3 separate regions of the Homo sapiens genome follow, and regions 1 and 2 are each linked to region 3. The links are chromatin loops, found by intact Hi-C in ENCODE. Cell type or tissue: mammary epithelial cell. All regions are shown on one strand.

Region 1 (8,000 bases), 780 kb before region 3:
TCAGTGGAAGGAATATTGGAGTTTCTGTTCCGTAACATACACATATATCAAAGCATCATGTGGTATACCAGAAATGTACATACTTTTTACTTGTCAATTAAAATAAATATTTTTTTCTAAAAAGGAGATATTGGAGTTAAAGACTATGATTTCAATTCTCATTGATCATTGGAGCTACTGTCCTTTACAAAAAAATTCTATAACTCAAATTTTATTTCGTGAATTGAGGAACGTGGCTTTAATTTAAAAAAACAGAGTCTTTTAATCGATACTTTTAAGGGTATTTGAGTTTTTAAAATTTCAACCATATGAATACATATTATGATAATATATATGCATATACATTTATATATTTATTTATTTAAGTGCATATGTCTGTTTTAACCAGAACTACAGAAAAACTTAAGATTGCTGAGATAGAACGTGCCTTTGTGGAGTGGTCATTTCTCCCAGAGAGTGAGAGAAGACTTAGAGTAGCGGGTCTGGAGATTTCTGGTAAAAGGGAAATGCACTTTCCCTTGACACGAGGTTCACAGCACAATTTTGTTGTGTAGGTGTTTGTGTCTCTGGTGGGTCTCTGGCATGTGTGTCTGAGTGCAGGGGACAGGGGCTCTGGGTGAAGAGGAGGGCTGCTTTGGCACTGTGCTGCTGCGCCTCCGAGGCTGAGATTCAGATTCTAGGTGTGAGCGAAAGGAGAACAGCGTTGCCCATCAGCAGTCAGCTAGATCGCTGGGTCCTGAACATGCGTATCATAGGACCATTGTCAGTTTCACCCACCATGAGGCTTTCCTGAGCCACTGGTCTATAAAAACTTTTAGTTTAATTCAACCTGCCTCCTACATGCATTAAGGAAAAGTTTAGAAAATTAAAATTAAAGTTGAAAGTGAATATTCTTTTTTCTTTTTCTTTGAGACAGAGTCTCACTCTTACCCAGGCTGGAGTGCAGTGGCACGATCTCGGCTCACTGCAACCTCCACCTCCCGGGTTCAAGCGATTCTCCTGCCTCAGCCTCCTGAGTAGCTGGAATTATAGGCACACACCACCACGCCCAGCTAGTTTTTGTATTTTTAGTAGAGACGGGGTTTCACCATGTTGGTCAGGCTGGTCTTGGACTCCTGACCTTGTGATCCGCCTGCCTCGGCTCCCCAAAGTGCTGGGATTACAGGCGTGAGCCACTGTGCCCGGCTGAAAGTGAATATTCTTCTCAGAAAACTTACTGAGTTTGCTTTTGTATGCCCTAGGTAAACATTTGGTAAGTTGCTCTCTTCTCTGAACAAAAATGAATCCTACGTAGAGTAGTTCACTGAAGAGTGATTGAATGATGGCACCACTGATCCCTCTTCCTGTTTTTAATTTCCGTAAATAAGAAAATACACCTTTTAAAAGAAACATCAAACAGTAGTTTCATAAATTAAAAAATGATGGTTAATTTGGGGGTGGGGGGATAGCCAGACTCTGCCTAGGATTGTCTAGATTACTTTTCATAGGCAACCTTGATGCATTTCAGGATTTAAGTTTTTCTGTAGCTTTTTAGTTAATAAAATGCTTTAAAGGTCAAAGGTCTATAATTTTGAAGGTTTTGCTCTGTGTATTTTTTCCTTCTGTGATGTTGGGGTTAGGTGTAGTGTCTCAGATTGGCCAAATGAGTTTTTCTTGGTAGACGGCTTTAAAAATTTTTTTTAATTTTAATTTAATAGGTACATAGTAGGTGTATACATTTATGGGATGCATGAGATGCTTTGATACAGGCGTGCTGTGCATAATAATCACATCATATAAAATGGGGTACCTATCTTCTCAAGCATTTATCCTTTATATTACAAACAAATTATATTATTTTAGTTATTTGAGCATGTACAGTTAAATTATTATTAACTGTAGTCACCCTGTTGTGCTATCAAATACTAGGTCTTATTCGTTCTTTTTATTTATTTTTATTTTTTGCATCCATTAACCATTCCCATCTCTGCCCCACCTTCCCACTAGGGTGGGTGTCTTTTTTTTTTTTTCTTTTTTCTTGAGACAGGGTCTCGTTCTGTCACTCAGGTTGGAGTGCAGTGGCATGATCATGGCTCACTGCAGCCTTGAACTCCTGAGCTCAGGTAATCTCCCACCTCAGCCTCCCAAGCAGCGGGGACTACAGGCACATATCGCCATACCTGGCTATTTTACTTTTGTGTTTTGTAGAGATGGAGTCTTACTTTTTGCCCAAACTGGTCTCAAATTTCTGGGCTCAGACAATTCTTCCGCCTCAGCTTCCCAAAGTACTTGGCCTCACAGGTATGAGCTACCGTGCCTGGTGCGTCACCAAATTCTCATGACCAAACCCTTCTCTGTTCTGTTGGGAGGGAGGGTAGACAAGATGACCTTTCTCATCCTTTGCAGGACTCTCTGCAGTATTTATGCTGGTCTTGGCAAAGCAAGTAGACTAAAAAAAATTTTTTTTAACTTTTTAAGCAGTTCCTTTGAATGCATTCTTTTCTAAGAATTTGTGATTATTACCATTTTCATCTTTATATTGGAACAAGTTAAAATCATAGATACATCTTCACAGTTAATTTCAGCACAATGAAATAATGTTTTGCTATCTGCTTTATTTTTATTTATTTCAGGCTAATTCTCTAATTTTACTGTTAATTTAAGAATTATCAATACACTATATAGCAGCCTCAGATTTACAAAGAAATTGTGTTTTCAAAATTTGTGTGCTAACTTGTCTTTTAACAATTTGGTCCCCATTATTTATGACAGTTGGGTTTTCCTAGCATCTCACGTATGTCCTCTTGCCCCATACTGCAATTAAACCATGGGAAACCGTCTTATCTGTTTCTGTGTCACATTCTGGCTTGCTGGAGCACGTATGCAGTGGGAACACTTTGAGCATCTCTTTCTACTTCTCCATCGTTCAACTCAGGACATAACAACCATATCTCGGACATTGCTCAAAAACGTTAAATTGGATACCTAGCAATACCATGGCATATGACTTAATTAATTTGCCTCGGTAGGTTAATACTTCTCTTATATTTAAGAAAACTTTTTTTCTTTCAAAGTAACTGTTGAACTTTACACACAAGTAAAAGCAAACATTTCATAGAAAATTTCAAATATGCAAAAGTAAATATAAATAATGAGTGAATTCTTCTGTACTCATCACTCTCTTTCACAGTTATCCATTTATGGCCAATCTTATTTCACTTCTTTCTACCCACTTCTCTGCCAGTATTATTTGGAAGGAATTCCCAGATACTGTTTCAGTTTTCTCATCTGCAAATATTTTAGTATGTGTCTCTGAAAGATGCGAGCTCTGTTTAAAAACATAATCACAATTCCACCGTCATACCTAAAATGAAACAATCTCTTCATATAATCTCATGTCCAGTCAGCCTTCCAGTTTCCAATTAGACATATTTAAAGATGGACTGTAGTATCTGTGCATTGTGTATAATAAGCACATGTGTATGATGAGCACGTTGGTCCTGTTGCAAAACAAATGTGAGAGAGAAACAACTGATGTTAACCCCTGTAACTTTTAGGGCAAAGTTGATTTCTGTGTCCTTGTTGAATGCCACATTTTAGCCCCCATTACAAGGCCATTCTGCAAATAGCAGCAAGTCGCCAATTGGAATAATATGCAGAAGAACCCTGAATGTTGAAATATGGGGGTTTTGTTCCAACTCTTACTCTTTCAGAACTAAACATGAGTTCCTCACCCTCTCTTTTCTGCATGCTAAGTCCTGGGTCTCTTTAGCAGGGACGGTATTGATTTTTGTTCTGTATGCTTTCAGCTCGGGTTGATGTTTAGCCTTTGACCCAGCCACTTTCTTACAATAAACAGTTTGTTGATGAGAGCAGCTGCTCAGCAGATTGTTTCCAGATTGTTCTCTGACAGCTGAGGACAGAGTGCACCTTACGAAGAAGTTGGCTTGAAGCTGATGGCGTCTCCTTCTTACCCTCTCTGCCTTTGAAGCCAACTGTCAGCCTCTGATCATTCCTCTATTTATATCCAGTGAAATGGTGTGAATCTGTGGCACTAGAAATCAGGCCTCACCTACAATCCTGAATATTTAATTTTGTTCTCTGAATGAATGGTTGCAGCATTTTCTAGAAGTTTCTGCCATATGGAGCAATTCCTTACTTTGCAGGAAGAATTTCCGGCACTCAGTACATAGGAGTTAGTGTACCATGGGGTGCTATGTAAGAAAGCAGACAGGCTGGGCTTTATTTTGTTCAGGAATCTGTGCTCCTTGAATATTTAAAGGCTTTCTATGCAAGTAAGGAATGAGATTACTTTCAAACTGAGTATGTATTATCTGCCTTGTGACTTGAGCCCTTTTAAAACAGTTCTCTTTATTTATTTTTCTACTTTTGAAAGAGAGTACTTCATTTTTTTTTTTTTTTAATGCAAGAGACAGATCATCCAATGACTTGGTGATTTACGTGGTCCAAAGTCACACCTTCGTTTGGATTTCTGCAGCTTCCCCAGTCACCTCCAGCTGTTACCTAGAATGGCCTGTCTGCTTGCAGCGACCTTCATTAAGAAGGGAAGGTCCGAGCTTTCAGCATGAGAGCCAACACTTTTTACTAAACTGGCCACCAGAGGCTGCTGTCAGAATGGTGAGGCTGAGCTCACCTCCCCGGAGGCAAGTTTACTTTTTCTACAACCAGTAAATTTTGTTAAGCTACCAATCCTGGTTTCAAAACTCAGGTCTCACTACACAGCCTCCAGTCACCAAGCATGCTTACGGCTGTAGCCCTTACAGCCAGGTATGACGTAGGAACTGGACAAAATTCAAGACCTAAGATTAAGACTTGTGTGTTTTTCATTCGGTGCCAATAAGCTGTTATTAATGCACTGATTCTGCATATACTGAACAGCTTCATGAAACGCACTGGGGTTTGTACTCGGGGAAAGTGCGCCCTGCATTTGGGCTGTACAAGATCTGGGTCTGTGGAGGGATGGCTCCATGAGGATGGAAATCTGTGGTTTTTCAGGGAGGTGTTCTTGCCTCAGAATGGTTCAGCAGCCCTTCCCCGGCAAAGGCAGCATGAAGGCTTGTTCAGATCAAAAGCTAAAAGGTGTTCTTCATTGCTGTTTTGCTTTTTGATTCTTTATGAAGGCTGTTTCTTTGATGATTCCACGATTAACAGCAGAACAAAAATCTACAGATCATGTAGGAGCTGGCAGGGCCTTTCAAGCTTCTGGGGAAAATCCTTTATTTCTCCCCCAATTTTTTGTTAAAAAAAATTGGAACTGAAGAAAAGGTAAAAGAGTCATACACCAACCCTATAAGCCCTGTGGAGCCTTCACCCAGATTTACCACTGGTGAACCTTTTGCCACATTTTCCTGATAAAGAGGGCCTTTTGTTTTTGTTTTGAAGATGCAAATGTTACTTCCTTTAAGTAAACCACAAAGCCCAGACCCTATTGTGGGTTGTTTCTAAGAGTGAGAGGCTTTGACATCTTTGCTTCCAGGAGAACGGCTCTAGTTTCTACTTGGCCCGGGGAGTATTTGTTTTATTTGAAGTAAAAGCAGTAGCCTACTAGTTTGTGATGGTTCCGTATGGCTGTGTATCACCCTACAGGGTTGAGGGGGATATTCCATCTTCATATGAACCAGCATTTATAAAGCACATGTGTATAAAGTTCTTAGAGTAGTAAGATTTTAAGTTTTAAATTGGTCAGGTGCAGCGGCTCATGCCCGTAATCTCAGCACTTCGGGAGGCTGAGGTGGGAGGATCGCTTGAGTCCAGGTGTTGAAGACCAGGTTGGGCAACACAGCGAGACTCCACCTCTACAAAAGATAAAAAAAAAAAAAAAAAAAAAAAAAAATTAGCTAGGCATGATGGTGTGCACCTATAATCCCAGCTACTTGGGAGGCTGAGATGAGAGGTTCTCTTGAGCCCGGGAGTTGAGTTTGTGATCGCGCCACTGCACTCCAGCCTGAGGAACATGTTGAGCAAGCAAGACCCTATCTCTTAAAAGAAAAGTCTTAAATTACAGAACATAAAAAAATCTTACAGCCGGATGCTATGAGGACAGATAGTTGATCTTTTATACTCAACAAAGGGATTCTACCCCTCTGATCTAGGAAAATTCCACTGATGATCATGTCACGGGTATAGGATTTGAATTTTTTCTTGCAATTTCCTAACCCAAGTATCGTGACTTGGAACCTTAGATCTAGTCACTTCCATAAGATTTTTTTTAGGTGGTTTGTATAAGTGCTATTGTTGTATTATTTGTATAAATATCTGTTTTCCCCATTAAACTGTCATGCAAGCTGATTTGAAAGCAAGGACCATATGTTGTTAATCTTTGTATCCCTTTCCCAGTATTTTGCTTATAGTAGACATTTAGTAAGCACATTTTATTTGGACACTTGCAAAGTGTTTTGGTTTTTCCCCCTAATGGATTGGGAGCTGCTTCCTTGGCTCCTGTGCACCGAGAGCCCCCAGAGACCCCAGGGACAGGCCGGCAGTGCACAGCCCTCTCTGCCCGAGCGGCTGCCCGCACAGTCCAGCTCTGTATTCTGGGAAAGCAGGATAAATAACCTAACAGGTTGTTAGGTTATTCTTAACAATCATGTTAAACAGTTTCTAGAAGAATCAGCTGTGGGCATGCCGGAGGAAACTGGCCAGATGGAGTTTCAGGGAAAAGTTGGAATTGTTTTGTGTGTTATTAAAAACACTTTTCAGTAGAAACTCTGCTTTTCTCCTATGAACGAATGCACCTTCTGAGCCGGAGCTTCTTAGACCGTGGCCTTGAGTGTGTGGGGTTAGACCCGCCCTCTCCTTGCACACGTAGGGCAGTGTTGGACGCCGCTCCCCTCTCTCCTGCCAGGCCTGGCCAGGTGTTATTCCCTGGGATTCTCTGAATGTTCCCAAGTGTCATGGTGACAGCCAGTTGGACCAGTGAACCTTTGCTAAGATAAGGTCCTGGAGCAGAAAGCTCTTGGCCTCTTGATATGGGGCCGCTTCTCTCTTTCCAGGTAACATATATTTTAACATAACATGATGTTAAAATTTCAACTGAGAATTAAACAGTGGAGGCTAAACATTGAATCTTGAAGCTCCGTTTTACCAGAGAGAGATGTTCTCGTTTTCTCGTTAGAAAAATGAAGAAGCTGCGGTCAGCCCAGGGAGTGCCTCTTGCGGCCTCACAGCTGATGGTGGCAGAGCTGAGGGCAGGATCCCATGCCAGAGTCCCCTGCCCCCACAAGAAGCCCAGGTGGGGCTGGCAGGTAACAGGCAAATAGCTGAGGATGGTGGGGCGGGGGGACATGTCAGCATCAGAAGGAAGGGAACGTGTGAATGGTCACGTTGGTGTGCATGTCGGCTAGGATGGGCACCTCTGGGTGCACCAGGCAGGGCTGCCTATGGGCCCCCAGGGCTCAGCCCCAGCGTTTTCCATGCCCTCCACCCCCACGCTGCCTGCTCTGTCAGAAGCCTGTTTGTGTTGGGCTGAGACAAATGGCGGGCGTTTTCCTTGGGCAGGCTTAATGAAGGCCCCAGAGACTCCTGTGGGTGTCGGTCCCGCACCCACGAGACCAGTGAGTGGAAGTTCGCGTCTCTCATTGTGGAGGCAGTGGCTGAGCTGCCCCATAGAGCCGCCCTCGCCGTTAGAGCCAACCCTGGCTTTCTCTTTGGTCTCTGCACTTGCAGAATAGATTCCGCTTCTACAGTGAGCCTGTTTGGCTTGGTGGAGGTGTGATGCCTATAAAACCAGCCTTATTAGAAATGACTTATTCACTCCCTGCTTTTACTGTTCTACTCAAGCCTTTTGTGGTCTTCGCTAGTTGGCAGGTAACAAAAAAATGCAGTAAATCCTGGGCCTTTCAGCGTCTGAGCCTGAGCTATCACTTTACATTATAAAAGGAAGACCGCTTAACAGACATTTATTGAGTGCCTACTGTGTCCCAGGCATTGGGGATCTAGAAAGCCCTGTGGCAAGTTCAGCCCTGGAGGAACTCATATTCCTGGGGGTTAGATAGCCAATG
Region 2 (8,000 bases), 280 kb before region 3:
AAAAAGAGGAAGCTACCTGTCTCAGGTAATCCTTTCAAACACCGTCAGGCATATGCTGCATCCCCATTTTACAGAGAGGAAAATGGAGGCCAAGGTCGGTGAAGTGAAATGTGCAAAGACCCACGGCAATTTATTGCTTAAGACAGAACTAAGCCCCTCTTCTAGCTCCAAAGTCCATGGTTTTCCACTCTCACCTCCCACACCCCCTTTCTCACCATCCCACACACTCCGGCAGCCCCAACTTGGGGGAGAAGCTGACAGTCACTTGGCTCGCTGGCCTAAGGTCCCCTGCCACCAACAAGGACAACTCCCTTGCCAGCCTTCCACCCACCCGCCTGGTTTAAGGTCTAACGCTAATATTAGGTGCTGCCTGGCCTCTAAAACTGGAAGGGCCTTGAATGGCTTAACTGCAAGCTCCCCTCCCCACTCTCCAGCCGGGCCTTATCATGGCCCCAGGCGCATCTCCTGTTTATCCCTGAGCAGCAGGCTTCACTTCCCAACCACCCCAGGAATTAGTCACATGAGCCCATCACATCCTCCTGTGGGAACCAGGGGGACCCCGTCCTCTTGTTACTGCAAAGCCGGCTGCCCACCACCCCTGCGGTTCACTCTGCCCTCGAGTGCTGCCCCGTGTGGCCCTGCCTGGACGGAGTACTCCCCCTCCCAAGCTGTGAGTGATGCGACTAGCAAACAGCTGTGCACCTCAGGTGTCCCGTGTTGGATGCTGTGTTTGACCATCCCGAAACCCCAGTGTGGGAATCCCTCCCTCACCAACAGGGTGGAAAGGAGGCGATCAAAACGCACCTCTGGTGCAGGGGCCGTGGGGAGAGAGCTGCTGCTAGGGGGTGGGCAGGCCACCTGGCCAGCCAGGCAATGTGGCGGGGCAGTGGCCCAGTGACATCAAGGATTAGGAGACAGGCCACGTCTAAGGCGGCCTTGAATATCGAGGATTCTGTGGAAATCAAAAGGACAAACAACTCAAATGCCTCTGGTGTCAACGACAACCAGCAGACATGTCAGTCCTGGAGGCATGGTCGGACTCTGGATGGGACAGTCACGGGAACAGCTGCCTATCTGATAAGGGGCCGCCAGGGAATTCACAGCAGTTTCCAACAGCAGAGCCCCACAGAGAGCAGGGACAAGAGACCTGGGCCCGGGAAGGAGACAGGGACAGGACTCTTTGGGGCAAGTAGGAGAGAAGGATTAGCAATACCGCCCCCTAGTGGCTTCCGCAAGTGCCCGGCCTGTTAGGAACCCGAGTTCCTTGCTTTGGGGGTGGCGGCAGTCACAGGGCATTTACTCCTTCCTGTAACTGTCACGTGAAAGCAGAATGACACCGGCATGGGGGGTGACTTTTCCCCAACACTCAGCCTCTTGGGTCGTGGAATATGGATGCTTGTCATGAAATGGCTGAGCTCCAAGTATTCCATTCCCCTTCAAATTTTCCAGACTTCCCAATCTCCCCCATCGGGGGTTCCCTACGCTGAGGGCCTGGAGTCTCCTGAGCTTTGGAAATTGCATGTGTCCGGCTCACTTGCAGAGGCTGACTCCGGATCTGGACAAAGCCCAGGCTTGAGGTGATGTTCTTTTGTTTTGCTTTTGAGCACAGCCAGCTCCACAGACTCAGAGGGCCGGAGGAGACAAGGAGGAACTCGAGGGAAGAGAAGACCTGGAGCAGGAGGGGCTGACACCAGCCCTCACTTCATCCCAGACTATACAGACTCACCAAGGGCTCTGACCAGGAACAGAGACCAGAGTGATTTCAAAGAAAGAATCTGTGATGACACTTGAAATGGCTTTTATAGATAATATTTGATGACGGAAGGAGACATCAGGTTGTTCTGGGTATTAAGAAAACAGAGGCTGGCCGGGTACGGTGGTTCACGCCTGTAATCCCAGCACTTTGGGAGGCCAAGGCGGGTGGATCACAAGGTAAGGAGTTCGAGACCAGCCTGACCAACATGGTGAAACCCCGTCTCTACTAAAAATACAAAAATTAGCCAGGCACGGTGGCAGGCGCCAGGTACTTGGGAGGCTGAGGCAGGAGAACCACCTGAACTCGGAGGGCGGAGGTTGCAGTGAGCCGAGATCACGCCACTGCACTCCAGCCTGGGCAACAGAGCGGGACTCCATCTCAAAAAAAAAAAAAAAAAAAAAAAAATACCAGCACTTGGGAGGCTAAGGTGGGAGGATCGCTTGAAGCCAGGAGTTCAAAACCAGCCTGGGTAACATAGTGAGACCCCAGGAATGAGATCTACAAAAGAAAAAATTTAAAAATGAGCATGGTGGTGCATGCCTATAGTCCCAGATACTCGGGAGACTGAGGCAGGAGGATTGTTTGACCCTGGAGGCTGCAGTAAGCCAAGATGGTACCACTGCACTCCAGCCTGGGCAACAATGAACCCCTATCTCAAAAGAAGAAAAAAGGGCCAGTCTATTACCCCCTCTGTATAATCATTGCTACAAATTTGTTACAGACTCTTTGAAAGGGGCAACACCTGTTGCTTCACGCCATCACTCAGAACTGAAACTTGAGGGAAAAACAGCCCTCTCTGCAGGGGACCCACATCAGTGGAAATATTTTCCCCTCCATGCTGACCTTGTCTACGCTAAGGCAGGACATAAGGTACAGGGGCCAGCAGAAGAAAGTGCCCTCCACAACCACCACCTCTCACAACTGAGTGCTTAAAACCACCACAGAATTTGCTAAAAGCAGGACATGGAAGGTAACAGCTAGATGACACGTGGTTCTGCCTTCGATCTGGGACAAAAGGGCCAGGCCAGAGACGGAGGACCACCCAACTGCATCCCCAGAGGCTGCGCACAGGCAGGCGTGGGGTCGACTCCCAAGGGGAGGGTGACAGGGAGGCCGGGTGACGAACAGGGCAACTCCAGACAAAATGGGGATTCATGCCAAGTGGGGAAGCAGTGGGGGACCCCAAAACACCCAGCCTGCCCAGAGAACACACCGGGTACCCTAGATGACAAGGATATCCTGCTCCTAGAAAAATCTAGAACGCCCCATCCGATCACTTTCCGTTCTCTCTTGCGTTGCCTCTCGACCTTCTCGGCTCGGCCCTTCTCACTCCAGGCTACAACCCAGTCTCCAACCCAGCTCTCCCAGGGCGCCTCACCACTCTGTTTTCCCTGTATTTACTTATGTTGGTCTCCCCAAGCCAGGATGTAGGCCCCAAGAGGGTGGTGGCTTTTGTCTGGTTTGTTCCTGAGGTGTCCTCTGGTACCCAGAGGATATTTGATAGACATTTCTTGAATGAATGAATGAATGAATGAATGAATGAATGAACAAAGGCATGGCCATGCACATACTGCTTTCATCATCCTCTCCCACCCCTGTCTGCTCAACAGTGTTCCACTCTGGGTCTGGCCATCGGGGCGGAAGCCGGTATCTAAGGCCACTCTGTTCCCAAGACCGGACAGGGGCGCGGATCACTTAGAGGAGGTGGGGCGGAGACATGGGACCTTCAGGCCTAAGGAAGCAGGACTGCTGAGTGGATTCAGTGGGGACAGTGACCCCCAGTGGCCACTGAGAATTTGTGCATGAAAACAAGTGTGTTACTTCAATATGCCAGGCAAGGGAAGTACAATCTGGCTCAGCTTCCAGCTGCATTAACTCAGTCTCTCGTTTCTCTGTGGGTGACCCCCCCCTACATTTTCTCTTACCCCTCTCCCCTACCAAAGCAAACAAAGTCCAAGGTTTTCTAGCTGTAGAGACTTTTTCTGATGAAGAAACAGGCACAGACCCATGAAGTAATTTGTCCAAGTCTGTCTGTCCTACACACACACCCAAGGTTGAACTGTAGCTTAATAACCAGGGAGGCTGCAGAAGTCCTGGGAGACCCCAGACCAGGGAAGAAGGGGCTGGAGCAGCTCATCCTCCACCTCCTCCCTCTCCCCATTTGATGTTTCCAGAGCCAAGGACTTGGAACCTATGTTGTTTAAGTGAACGCTGACAACTATTTAGGTAAGGAGGGCCAAGGGCATCGTTACACAGATGTGCTTTCAGCAAAGACGACGGAAGTGGATATAAGGGAGGAAACTGGAGTAAACGAGGACCCCAGGAGACTTTCTCCCCTGCCCCGTGGCACATCCTCCTGCCCCTCTCTGCTAGAGGGCCCTGGCCCTGTGGGCACTTGCTGAGGATGGCTGGGCCCGTTATCCACGATAACCCGAGGAGGCACCGCATACCCCTGTCCACCGTACGGGCCACTGCATAAAATGAAGGCTTCACCCTCTGCTGCCCACGCTGAGCCTCCAACTTTCTTCCTTCAAACGCCGACCTATCCTCACAATCCCAGATTCCAGGGAAGTCAGGTCAAGTTCTCCCAAGCAGTCTCCCCAAGCCTGAGACTGATTTTCTTCTAGGCACCCCCAGCAGCAGGAACTAATATTCAACAGTAGAGTTGCTAGAGACATCTGGAAATACTGCTCAAAACAGAAACAACGACCCCTCCAAGTACAGATCCAGAACCATGAGAAGGATCTTCAACCCAGCAGCCACTGTAAGGTGGAAGCCTGCCCAACCTTCAGGCTGGGCTCCCTTTGCAAAAGCTTTCCCAATACACTGCCCAGATGGTTGCAGGCAGTTTTAGACTATGACACTGAAGTGACTTCACTTGGTCTTTTATTGCCAATTTTGATTTATATTTAAGGATGATGGCTGAGAACAGGCAGGCCATCAGGGGTCCCCCACCCCAACTCCCACAATCAATGCACAAGAAACAGATTTGTAAAACCTAATACTGTTCTTCTTTTTCTCTTTTTTTTTTTTTTTGAGACAGAGTCTCGCTCTGTCGCCCAGGCTGGAGTACAGTGGCACCATCTCAGCTCACTACAAACTCCGCCTCCCGGGTTCAAGCGATTCTTGTGCCTCAGCCTCCCGAGTAGCTGGGATTACAAGTGTGTGCCACCGCGCCTGGCTAGTTTTTGTATTTTTAGTAGAGATGGGGTTCCACCATGTTGGCCAGGCTGGTCTCAAACTCCCAACCTCAAGTGATCCACCCACCTTGGCCTCCCAAAGTGCTGGGATTACAGGTGTGAGCCACCACACCCAGAAAAACCTAATACTGTTCCTCCCCAGGTATGGCCAGGAAGCAGGCTGCTCAATAAGGACAGGGGACCCATGGTCATTCATCTGTCTGCACAGGATCAACAACTGCAAACCGCACCTCACGCCAGCCACATGACACTGAAAGCTGTCTCTTTTCAGAAGAGCTGATGGCACCTCCTGCATACTGTCCTTCAGTCCGCGGCCCCAGCAAAGGAGGATGTCAATCAGTGACGGGGCAGAGATAATCAAGAAAATGCTTTCGGCTGGGCGCGGTGGCTCACGCCTGTAATCCCAGCACTTTGGGAGGCTGAGGTGGGCAGATCACGAGGTCAGGCGTTGGAGACCAGCCTGACCAACATGGTGAAACACCATCTCTACTAAAAATACAAAAATTAGCCGGGCGTGGTGGCGGGTGCCTGTAATCCCAGCTACTGGAGAGGCTGAGGCAGGAGAATCCCTTGAACCTAGGAGGTGAGGTTGCAGTGAGTGGAGATTGCGCCACTGCACTCCAGCCTGGGTGACAGAGCGAGACTCTGTCTCGGAAAAAAAAAAAAATGCTTTCAGTGGAAATGCATTTAACCAGAACAGACCGTATCCAGGGAAAGTTTTTTCCCTTAGATTTCTCAATCTTGGCTGCGCATCAGAATTACTCCAGGAGCTTTAAGAAATCCTAATATTCAGAACATACCCCAGACCGATTAGGCCAAATCCTCCGAAGCGGGAACCCAGGCACTGGTATGTCAGCTCTTAGGTGATTTCAGTATGCAGCTACAGTTGAGAACCACCCGTCAAAACAGATACCATTTGACCAGGCATGGTGTCTCACGCCTGTAATCCCAACACTTTGGGAGGCTGGGGAGGGAGGATTACTTGAGCCCCAGGAGTTCGAGACCAGCCTGGGCAACATGGAAAAACCCCGTCTCCCCTAAAAATATAATAATTAGGCCAGGTGCAGTAGCTCACACCTGTAATCCCAACACTTTGGGAGGCCGAGGCAGGCAGATCATCTGAGGTCAGGAGTTAGAGACCAGCTTGGCCAACATGGCAAAACCCCATCTCTACTAAAAATATAAAAATTAGCCGGATGTGGTGGCACACACCTGTAATCCTAGCTACTCAAGAGGCAGAGGCAGGAGAATCGTTTGAACCCAGGAGGCGGAGGTTATAGTGAGCCGAGATTGTGCCACTGTACTCCAGCCTGGGCGACAGAGTGAGACTCCATCTCAAAAAAAAAAGAAAAAAAATATATATATACACACATACTTGTGTGTGTGTGTATATATATATATATGTATCATATATATGTGTGTGTGTGGGTGCATGTGTGTGTGAAATTAGCATGGCATGGTGGCACATGCCTGTAGTCCCAGCTACTCGGGAAGCTGAGGTGGAAGGATCGCTCGAGCCCAGGAGGTCGAGGCTGCAGTGAGCTGAGATAGCGCCACTGCACTCCAGCCTGGGCAACAGAGCAAGACCCTGTCTCAAAAAACAAAAAAGATACTTTTTTTGCTTTGAAAAACCAATCTAAAAAACTAACCTATTTAGATACCAAATTGCATATGAAATAAAATCTCAATTCTCTTTTTAGAATAAATAGATCCACAAAAATGCTAAGGAAATATACTACAACATTAACGAGGGTTACTTCTGGTGGGAAGATGATGGGTGATACCCATCTTTTTCACTTCACTTAGTTACTAAAAGAATAAGCATCGTCACCTTTAAAATCAGAAAACAAACACAACTACCTTCCAAAGTTTAATCAATCAACTCCTTAGAAGTGAAATCTAACAATCACTTCAAATACTCTAAAATTCGACAGAGTAAAATCTCAAATTACTTTCTCATCTTCCTAATTCTTATTGAAAAGGAGTCCCTCCATGAAGTGTGTGCACTTTCACGAGGATGCCAGGGAGGACTCACTGATTTTCACACTGGATAACGTTGAACCGCTCCAGTTTCAGAAACTCATCAAAAAGAGGATTTACTACGTTAAAACGTTCATGTCCCAAGTTAAAAATGGATACTGAATACAACAGCATCCATATTTCTGGAGAAAAATCAGTACACATGTCACTTCTGTTATAGAAATCCATTTACAGTGTGTCCCGCTCCATGGAAGCCCTGGTCTCAGGCACCTCCAGCTTTACCGTCTCCCTGCACACACCGGGAGCCTGGTAGGCTTCGAGCAGAAGCCGAGGTCCCATCAAGGGTCCAGACTTTCCGTGCCTCCTTTGTTTTCATCGAGTCTGGGCCGCTTTAGCTCTGGGGGACTGCCCTGAGCGTCTCCAGGCGTCTCTGCAACATTAACAAACATAAGGTTGGCAAGTAAATGAAGAATTCTGGAAGTCAAGGGCTGACATTTACAGAATACAGAGCCAAGACACGGAACTGAGCTGCCTGGCAAGATCCTATACTGATATAATGGAAGTTCTATAGAGTGGCTCTCAACCAGGGGCGATTTTGCCTCTCAAGGGACAGTGGGCAATGTCTAGTGGCATTTTTGAATGTCATGGGCAAGCTGGGCGCGGTGGCTCACGCCTGTAATCGCAGCACTTTGGGAGGCTGAGGCGGGTGGATCATTTGAGGCCAGGAGTTCAAGACCAGCCTGGCCAACGTGGTGAAACCCCCGACTCTACTAAAAATACAAAAATTACCCGGGTGTGATGGCGCACGCCTGTAGTCCCGGCTACTCGGGAGGCCGAGGCAGGAGAATTGCTTGAACGTGGGAGGTGGAGGCTGCAGTGAGCCGAAATCGTGCCACTGCATTCCAGCCTGGGCGACAGAGCAAGACTGCATCTCAAAAAAAAGAAAAAAAAAAAAAGAATGTCATGGGCAAGAAGTAGCAGCCGGGGATGCTGTTAAACATCGCATAATACACAGGACAGTCCTCCACAACAAAGAATTGCCTGGCCCACAAGGTCAGCAGTCA
Region 3 (8,000 bases):
GGAACCTTTCCTGCAGATCTTCACTGCAGTTTTCAAAAGCCCTTAAACACTGCAAACTACTGATATTCACCACTCTCCCTGAAACAGAATGATAAATATATGAAAGCATATCACAGAGGTACAACCACTGGTTGAATAATATACCAAACATATGATTGAGTCTTGGTGCAGGTTTTTTTTTTTTTTTTTTTTTGAGACAGAGTCTCGCCCTGTTGCCCAGGCTAGAGTGCACTGGTGCCATCTCGGCCCACTGCAAACTCCACCTCCCAGGTTCAAGCAATTCTCCTGCCTCAGCCTCCTGAGTAGCTGGAATTACAGGCGTGAGCCACCATATTCTGGCTAATTTTTGTATTTTTAGTAGAGACAGGGTCTCACCATGTTGGCCAGGCTGGTCTTGAACTCCTGACATCAAGTGATCTTCCTGCCTCAGCTTCCCAAAATGCTGAGATTACAGGTGTGAGCCACCGCACCTGGCCATTGTGTAGGTTTAATTGCTGATTAAAAACAAAAAAGTGGCTGGATGCTGTGGCTTATATCTGTAATCCCAGCACTTTGGGAGGCTGAGAGGAGTGGATCACTTGAACCCAGGAGTTCAAGACCAGCCTGGGCAACGTGGCAAAACTCTGTCTCTACTAACAATAGAAAAATTAGCTGGGTGTGGTGGCGTGTGCCTGTGGTCTCAGCTACTCAGGAAGCTGAGGTAAGAGGATCACCTGAATCCAGGAAGTAGAGATTGCAGTGAGCCATGATCACACCACTACACTCCACTACACTCCAGCCTGGGTGACACGAATGAGACCCTTTCTCAAAAAGTAATAATCAAATTTAAAAAAAGATTAAAAATGTGACTATAGAAGGCATAAAATCTATGCACCCATGGGATTTAATTTTTTTGGCCCTATTCTCCCAAGGGGAAGAACACACCTCCATCAGTGACAGGGGGGGCTCCCTTTCTCAGGGATTCGCTGAGAGATGGGTGAGGTAGTAAATTTGTAGATTCCCCAGGCAGTTTTATTTTTACTTTTACTTAAATTTATTTATTTATTTTTTAAGACGCAGTCTTGCTCTATCACGCAGGCTGGAGTGCAGTGGCACAATCTTGGCTCACTGCAACCTCCGACTTCCGGGTTCAAGCAATTCTCCTGCCTCAGCCTCCCAAGTAGCTGGGACTACAGGTGCCCACCACCACGCCCAGCTAATTTTTGTAATTTTAGTAGAGATGGGGTTTTGCCATGTTGGCCAGGCTGGTATTGAACTCCTGACCTGAAGTGATCTGCCCACCTCGGCCTCCCAAAGTGCTGGAATTACAGGCGTGAGCCACTACACCTGGCCTAAAATTTTTTTATTTTGTTTTGTGAGACAGAGTCTTGTTTTGTTGCCTAGGCTGCAGTGCAGTGGCACAATCTCGGCTCACTGCAACCTCCGCCTCCCAGGATCAAGTGATTCTACTGCTTCAGCCTCCCAAAGTGCTGGAATTACAGGCGTGAGCCACTACACCTGGCCTAAAATTTTTTTATTTTGTTTTGTGAGACAGAGTCTTGTTTTGTTGCCTAGGCTGCAGTGCAGTGGCACAATCTCGGCTCACTGCAACCTCCGCCTCCCAGGATCAAGTGATTCTACTGCTTCAGCCTCCCAAAGTGCTGGAATTACAGGCGTGAGCCACTACACCCGGCCTAAAAATTTTTTATTTTGTTTTGTGAGACAGTCTTGTTTTGTTGCCTAGGCTGCAGTGCAGTGGCACAATCTCGGCTCACTGCAACCTCCGCCTCCCAGGATCAAGTGATTCTACTGCTTCAGCCTCCCAAGTAGCTGGGATGAAGGTGTGTGCCACCATGCCCAGCTAATTTTTGTATTTTTTTAGTAGAGATGAGGTTTCACCATGTTGGCCATACTGGGCTTGAACTCCTGACCTCAAGAGATCCGCCCGCTTTGGCCTCCCAAAGTGCTAGGATTACAGGTGTGAGCCACCGTGTGCCCAGCCCGCTGGCAGTTTTATAAAACTGCTCCTCCCCAGCATACACACTCCAAGTACTTATAAACCTGCTTTCTGAGGGACAGTGCTCTCACCCTAAGGACTAAAGCTCTCAATTTCCTAGGCACACCCAATGTCCTAGGACAGTGGGCAGCCACCCCAATTCCTTAGTGCCACAACCAGCAGTAAGGAATCCCTGGGGATGACTCTGTCTGTCCTTCATTATGGACACTTCACGTGTGGAATGGGCTGTTTTTCCATCCTGGTTTTTATCTCATCACTTTTTTTTTTTTTTTTTTTTTGAGACAGAATCTCACTCTGCCAGCCAAGCTGGAGTGCAGTGGCATGATCTCGGCTCACTGTAGCCTCCACTTCCCAGACTCAAGTGATCCTCCTGTCTCAGCCCCACAAATAACTGGGCCCACAGGCACACACCACTGCACTCAAATAATTTTTGTATTTTTCGTAGAAACGGGGTTTCTCCATGTTGGCCGGGCTGGTCGCAAACTCCTGAGCTCAGGAGATCTGCCTGCCTTGGCCTCCCAAAGTGCTAGGATTATAGGCGTGAGCCACTGCATCCGGCCTGATTTCATTACTTTTTAGTCCCTATTTGATAATATTAATATTCATTAAATTATGAATTAATATTCATGTTGATCATGATTCACAGCTACTAAAGAGACAATTGTGCCCATAGAAACAAATATGTAGGCCAAAAATTTTACAATTTGAAGTACTGGTGGAAATCCAAAAACCAGTAAATGTGTTAATTTACACATTTCATCAGCATCAAACCCCACTAATTTTAGTGAGTTCTTTTATTATGTATTATTCTGAATGCATATTCTCTGTGTCCAATAGGGTCTTTTTTTTTTTCTTTGAGATGAGTCTTGCTCTGTTGTCCAGGCTGGAGTGCAGTGGCGCGATCTCAGCTCACTGCAACCTCTATCTCGGGTTTAAGTGATTCTCCTGCCTCAGCCTCCCAAGTAGCTGGGATTACAGGTGTGCGCCACCATGCCCAGCTAATTTTTGTATTTTTAGGAGAGATGGGGTTTCACCATGTTGGCCAGGCTGGTCTCAAACTCCTGACCTCAGGTGCTCTGCCTTCCTCGGCCTCCCAAAGTGCTGGGGTTGCACGCATGAGCCACCGCACCTGGCCGGATCTGTAGATTTTATTTCATTTTCTGAATGGCATTCCCCACAAGTTCCCATTGCAAGGGAGCTGCACATTCTTGTGGACCCCAATCCCACAAGAGATACCCTCACTCTGTCCTTGGAAACTAGCACCTCACTCATCCCCCCAGGTACCTAGTACTATTCAGTATTTCTTTCCTTCCTTCTCTCTCTCACTTTCAAAGATGAAGTGTATGTATGTATTTCTTTCCTGTTACAGAGAAGTTACAAGAATAGTTCGATAAATACCCTATGCCCATCACCTAAGTTCACTAATTGTTAACATTTTGCTGTGTTTGCTTTTTCCCTCTCTGTCCCTTTTTCTCTCCAAGTTGCTGATATCATAAACCTTCATCTTAAACACTTTAGTATTATATATGGTAGCAAGGGCATTCCCCTACATTACTACAGTTATGACCACATGCCAGGCATTTATCATTATACAACACTATTATCTAAAATACAGCCCATATTCAAATGTGTCCAAATTGTCCCAGTAATGTTCTTTTACAGTTTTTGTTTGCTTTAATCCAGGGTCCAAAGTAGGATCATGGATTGCGTTTTTTTTTTTTTTTTTGAGATGGAGTCTCGCTCTGTCACCTAGGCTGGAGTGCAGTGGCGTGATCTCGGCTCACTGCAAGCTCCACCTCCCGGGTTCATGCCATTCTCCTGCCTCAGTCTCCCAAGTAGCTGGGACTACAGGCGCCTGCCACCATGCCTGGCTAATTTCTTGTATTTTTAGTAGAGACGGGGTTTCACCGTGTTAGCGAGGATAGTCTCAATCTCCTGACCTCATGATCCGCCCGCCTTGGTCTCCCAAAGTGCTGGGATTACAGGCGTGAGTCACCGCACCTGGCCCATGGATTGCATTTAATTGTCACATCTCTTTCATATATTTTAATGTAAGGTAGTTGGCAATGACTTTTTTGAAGACTGTAGACCATTATTTTGTAGTATTTCTCTCAAAGTGAATTGGTCTGTTCTCATGAGGAGAGTCACATCAATATTTTGGCCAGGAATACTACATCAGTGATGTTGTGTTCTTCATTGCTTTCTAAACAGCTTTGTTCTCAGAAACTTGGCGGCTACAAGGAATTAAATGTGAATGGGAAAGGAAGAAAGAAAAACACAGATCATAGAAGCTGTGCCTTCGAGGAAATAAATCCTCTTAAGGGGAGGAGGTGTCCTCTTTGATCTGAGGGCACACCTCTGGGAGAGAGGCCAGAGGCTGACAGTCAGCCTCGTCAGCCAGATGCGTCATCAGCCCTGGGAAGGGCTGCACCCACACCACCCTCCACTGAGGTCCAGGTGGCCCCACCGGTCCCGAAACACCTGCTGCCTTACTCTAGAAAGAGTAGGCAAGTTGCGCCCTCTAGTGGCTTAGTAGTTGCTTGTCCTATTGACTCAGAACCTTGAACAAATAAGCAAGTCAAATACAGATAGATGGTCCCTGCCCTCTGATGGTTCCACTTAGGACTTACTGACTTCACTGATGGATGAGGAAGCGATATGCATTCTGCAGAATCTGTACTTGGAGGCCCCATACAACCATTCTGCATTTCACTTTCAGTACAGATTCAATAAATTACATAAGATACTCAACATTTTATGATAAAATAGGCTTTGTGTTAGATGACTTTGCCAGACTATAGGCTAATGTAAGCGTTCAAAGCACCTTGAAGCTAGACGAGGCTGACCTATGGTGTTTGGTAGGTCAGATGCGTTAAATGCATTTTTTTTTTTTTTTGAGACAAGGACTTGCTCTGTCGCCCAGGCTAGAGTACAGTGGCACAATCATAGCTCACTGCAGCCTCAACCTCCTGGGCCCAAGCGATCCTCCCACCTCAGTCTCTCGAGAAGCTGGAACATGCCACTATGCCCAGCTAATTTTTAATTTTCATTTTTTGTGTAGAGCTGGGGTCTCCATATGTTGCTCAGGATTAAGTCCATTCTTATGATATTTTCTTTTCTTTCTTTCTTTCTTTTTTTTTTTTTTTTTTTGAGATGGAGTGTGGCTCTGTCGCCCAGGCTGGAGTGCAGTGGCGCGATCTGGGCTCACTGCAAGTTCCGCCTCCCGGGTTCATGCCATTCTCCTGCCTCAGCCTCCCGACTAGCTGGGACTACAGGTGCCCACCACCATGCCTGGCTAATTTTTTTGTATTTTTAGTAGAGATGGGGTTTCACCGTGTTAGCCAGGATGGTCTCGATCTCCTGACCTCGTGGTCTGCCTGCCTTGGCCTCCCAAAGTGCTAGGATTACAGGTGTGAGCCACTGTGCCCGGCCACAAAAACTTCTTAACCTAAAAAGGTGAATGGTGAGAATTGCACTTGTACTCTTGTACTTGCTCAGTTTTTTAGTGGGATGGGATCAGAGAAAGCCTGCAGGGAGAACTGCAGGTGCTCTGGAAGGGGATGGAGTTTTAAAGGTGTCTTAATACCTTGCAGCTCTCAAGTTCCCATTCAAAAATTTATCGGGAGAAAACTTCCCAACACTGGGTAAAAGACATCCCTATAATGGCTGCGTCCCTATATAGCCACAAAAAAGATAAAAGCTTTCTGACCAAACCTGGAGAGAGCCCCAGACATAAGGAGTAAAAAAAGCAAAGTGGCAAACATTGTATGAAATGTTACCTTCTGTGTAAAAAGGAGAGTTTTTAAAATGTGCGTTTATATTGGCTCAGATTTGCATTTAGAAACTCCATCCCCTTCAAAGCACCTGCAGTTCTCCCTGCAGGCTTTCTATGATCTCATCCCACTCAGAAACTGACAGAGTACAAGTGCAACTCTCACCATTCACCTTCTTAGGTTAAGAACTTTTTGCGTCTGAGTGCGGTGGCTCAAGCCTGTAATCCTAGCATTTTGGGAGGCCAAGGCGGGTGGATCACCTGAGGTCAGGAATTCGAGATCAAGCTGGCCAACATGGTGAAACCCTGTCTCTACTAGAAATACAAAAAAATTAGCTGGGCGTGGTGGTGCTCGCCTGTAAACCCAGCTACTTGAGAGGCTGGGGCGGAGAATCTCTCGTACCTGAGAGGCGGAGGTTGCAGCGAGCTGAGCTCATGCCACTGCACTCCAGTCTGGGCGACGGAGGGAGACTCTGTCTCAGAAAAAAAAAAAAAAAAAAAAAAGGTTTTGCATCCAGAGATAATTTTGTTTGTTTGTTTAAAGTGATGAGGGTCTTGCCATATTTTTCAGCCTGGTCTTAAACTCGTGGGCTCAAGTGATCCTCCTGCCTCAACCTCCCAAAGTGCTGAGATTACAGGCATGAGCCACCACACCCGGCCAATAATCCATATTCGAAATGTTAAATTAAGAAAAGCACACTTCTGGCCAGGTGCAGTAGCTCACACCTGTAATCCCAGCACTTTGGGAGGCTGAGGCAGATGAATCACTTGAGGTCAGGAGTTCGAGACCAGCCTGGCCAACATGGCAAAGCCCTGTCTCTACTAAAAATATAAAAATTAGCCGGGCGTAGCGGCACACGCCTGTAGTCCCAGCTACTCAGGAGGCTAAGGCAGGAGAATCCCTTGAACCCAGAAGGTGGAGGTTGCAGTGAGCTGAGATCCTGTCACTGCACTCCAGCCTGGGCAACAGAGCGAAACTCTGTCAAAAAAAAAAAAAAAAAAAGAAAAAGCAAGCACATTTTTAATAAAAACCACAGTTCTAAGAATCCACAGTTAACTTCTTGGGGAATAAAATCCTCAAGGAAGCAAGCTTCCCTGTACCCCAGCACAGCTGTCATTTCACACTTCAGATTCTTTGCTAATGGATATCTCCCCCACTAGAGTTTCAGCTCCACCAATGAGATGGTCCCTGTCTATAATGCTCACCATTGCACACCCAGATCCCAGCATAATGCCTGGAATATGGCAGGCACTCCAATGTTTGTAGGAAAAGTATAATAGTAACATTTATTGAATACCTGCAGGTATAGGCAAGACATTTCCTAATAAAGAAAATTTCTCGTTCGGGCATGGTGGCTCACACCTGTAATCCCAGCATTTTGGGAGGCAGAGGTGGGTGGATCACTTGAGGTCAGGAGTTTGAGACCAGCCTGGCCAACATAGTGAAATCCCATCTGTACTAAAAATACAAAATGAGCTGGGCGTGGTGGTGCACACCTGTAATCCCAGCTACTCCAGAGGCTGAGACAGGAGAATCGCTTGAACCTGGGAGGCGGAGACTACAGTGAGCCGAAATTGTGCCACTGTACTCTAGCCTGGATGACAGAGCGAGACTCTGTCTCAAAAAAAAAAAAAAAAAAAGAAAAGAAAAAAAAAGAAAAGAAAATTTCTTTTGGGTTTTCTGAATCAACTTGAGAAAGTATGGTATAAGAAGAAAGGAATATAGGAAAAGTTGTAATGCTAAAACAGATACCAAGGTCCAGAGATGAGCTAGATGTGGGCCCATCACCTTGGAGGGCTGGAGGACTCATGAGATTGACCAGAGGCAAGCGGCCTTTGGGGACTCACAGCATTCTATCATTCTAGGATTGAGTTCATGACATGGATCCCAAAAGCATTGTGATATGTCACACTTATCTTTGGAACTTAAAGCTAAGGCTGGGCATAGTGGCTCACGCCTGTAATTCTAACACTTTGGGAGGCCAAGGTGGGTGGATCACCTGAAGGTCAGGAGTTCAGGACTAGCCTGGCCAACATGGTGAAACCACGTCTCTACTAAAAATATAAAAAATTAGCCGGGTGTGGTAGTGGGTGCCTGTAATCTCAGCTACTCGGGAGGCTGAGGCAGGAGAATTGCTTGACCCCGGGAGGTGGAGGTTGCAGTGAGCCAAGATCACACCATTGCACTACAGCCTGCACAACAAGAGCAAAATTTCTTCCCACCACCCACCC

What was found. A loop is a pair of places that touch in the nucleus more often than their neighbours do. Peaks named below come from ENCODE experiments on the same cell type or tissue, not always from the same donor. Only the 100,000 strongest peaks of a DNase experiment are listed, where the experiment ranks them.
Region 1: it touches region 3 in a loop (27-fold over the local background); 7 of 110 quality-filtered maps call a loop at or near these places.
Region 2: it touches region 3 in a loop (9-fold over the local background); 2 of 110 quality-filtered maps call a loop at or near these places.

What each region holds. Positions count from the first base shown.
Region 1 is chr21:36,914,352-36,922,351 of GRCh38, reverse strand. The region is part of intron 5 of HLCS (holocarboxylase synthetase); the gene reads left to right. Among named protein-coding and RNA genes, the nearest start is that of HLCS-AS1, 48 kb to the left of the region's middle. RefSeq lists a silencer at 4,469-4,763. In mammary epithelial cell, a CTCF peak has its summit at 4,610 (motif pointing right); no DNase peak of the experiment used is centred here.
Region 2 is chr21:36,415,641-36,423,640 of GRCh38, reverse strand. It overlaps CHAF1B (chromatin assembly factor 1 subunit B), which reads right to left. Exons shown (of 14, transcript NM_005441.3): 14 at 4,626-7,366. The coding sequence ends at 7,275. Among named protein-coding and RNA genes, the nearest start is that of CLDN14-AS1, 11 kb to the left of the region's middle. In mammary epithelial cell, CTCF peaks have their summits at 1,222 (motif pointing left) and 3,537 (motif pointing left); a DNase peak (open chromatin) is centred at 3,510.
Region 3 is chr21:36,138,154-36,146,153 of GRCh38, reverse strand. It overlaps CBR3 (carbonyl reductase 3), which reads right to left. Exons shown (of 3, transcript NM_001236.4): 3 at 1-78. The region is part of intron 2 of CBR3-AS1 (CBR3 antisense RNA 1); the gene reads left to right. Among named protein-coding and RNA genes, the nearest start is that of CBR3, 7.1 kb to the right of the region's middle. In mammary epithelial cell, a CTCF peak has its summit at 4,514 (motif pointing left); a DNase peak (open chromatin) is centred at 4,453; H3K27ac peaks cover 516 bases.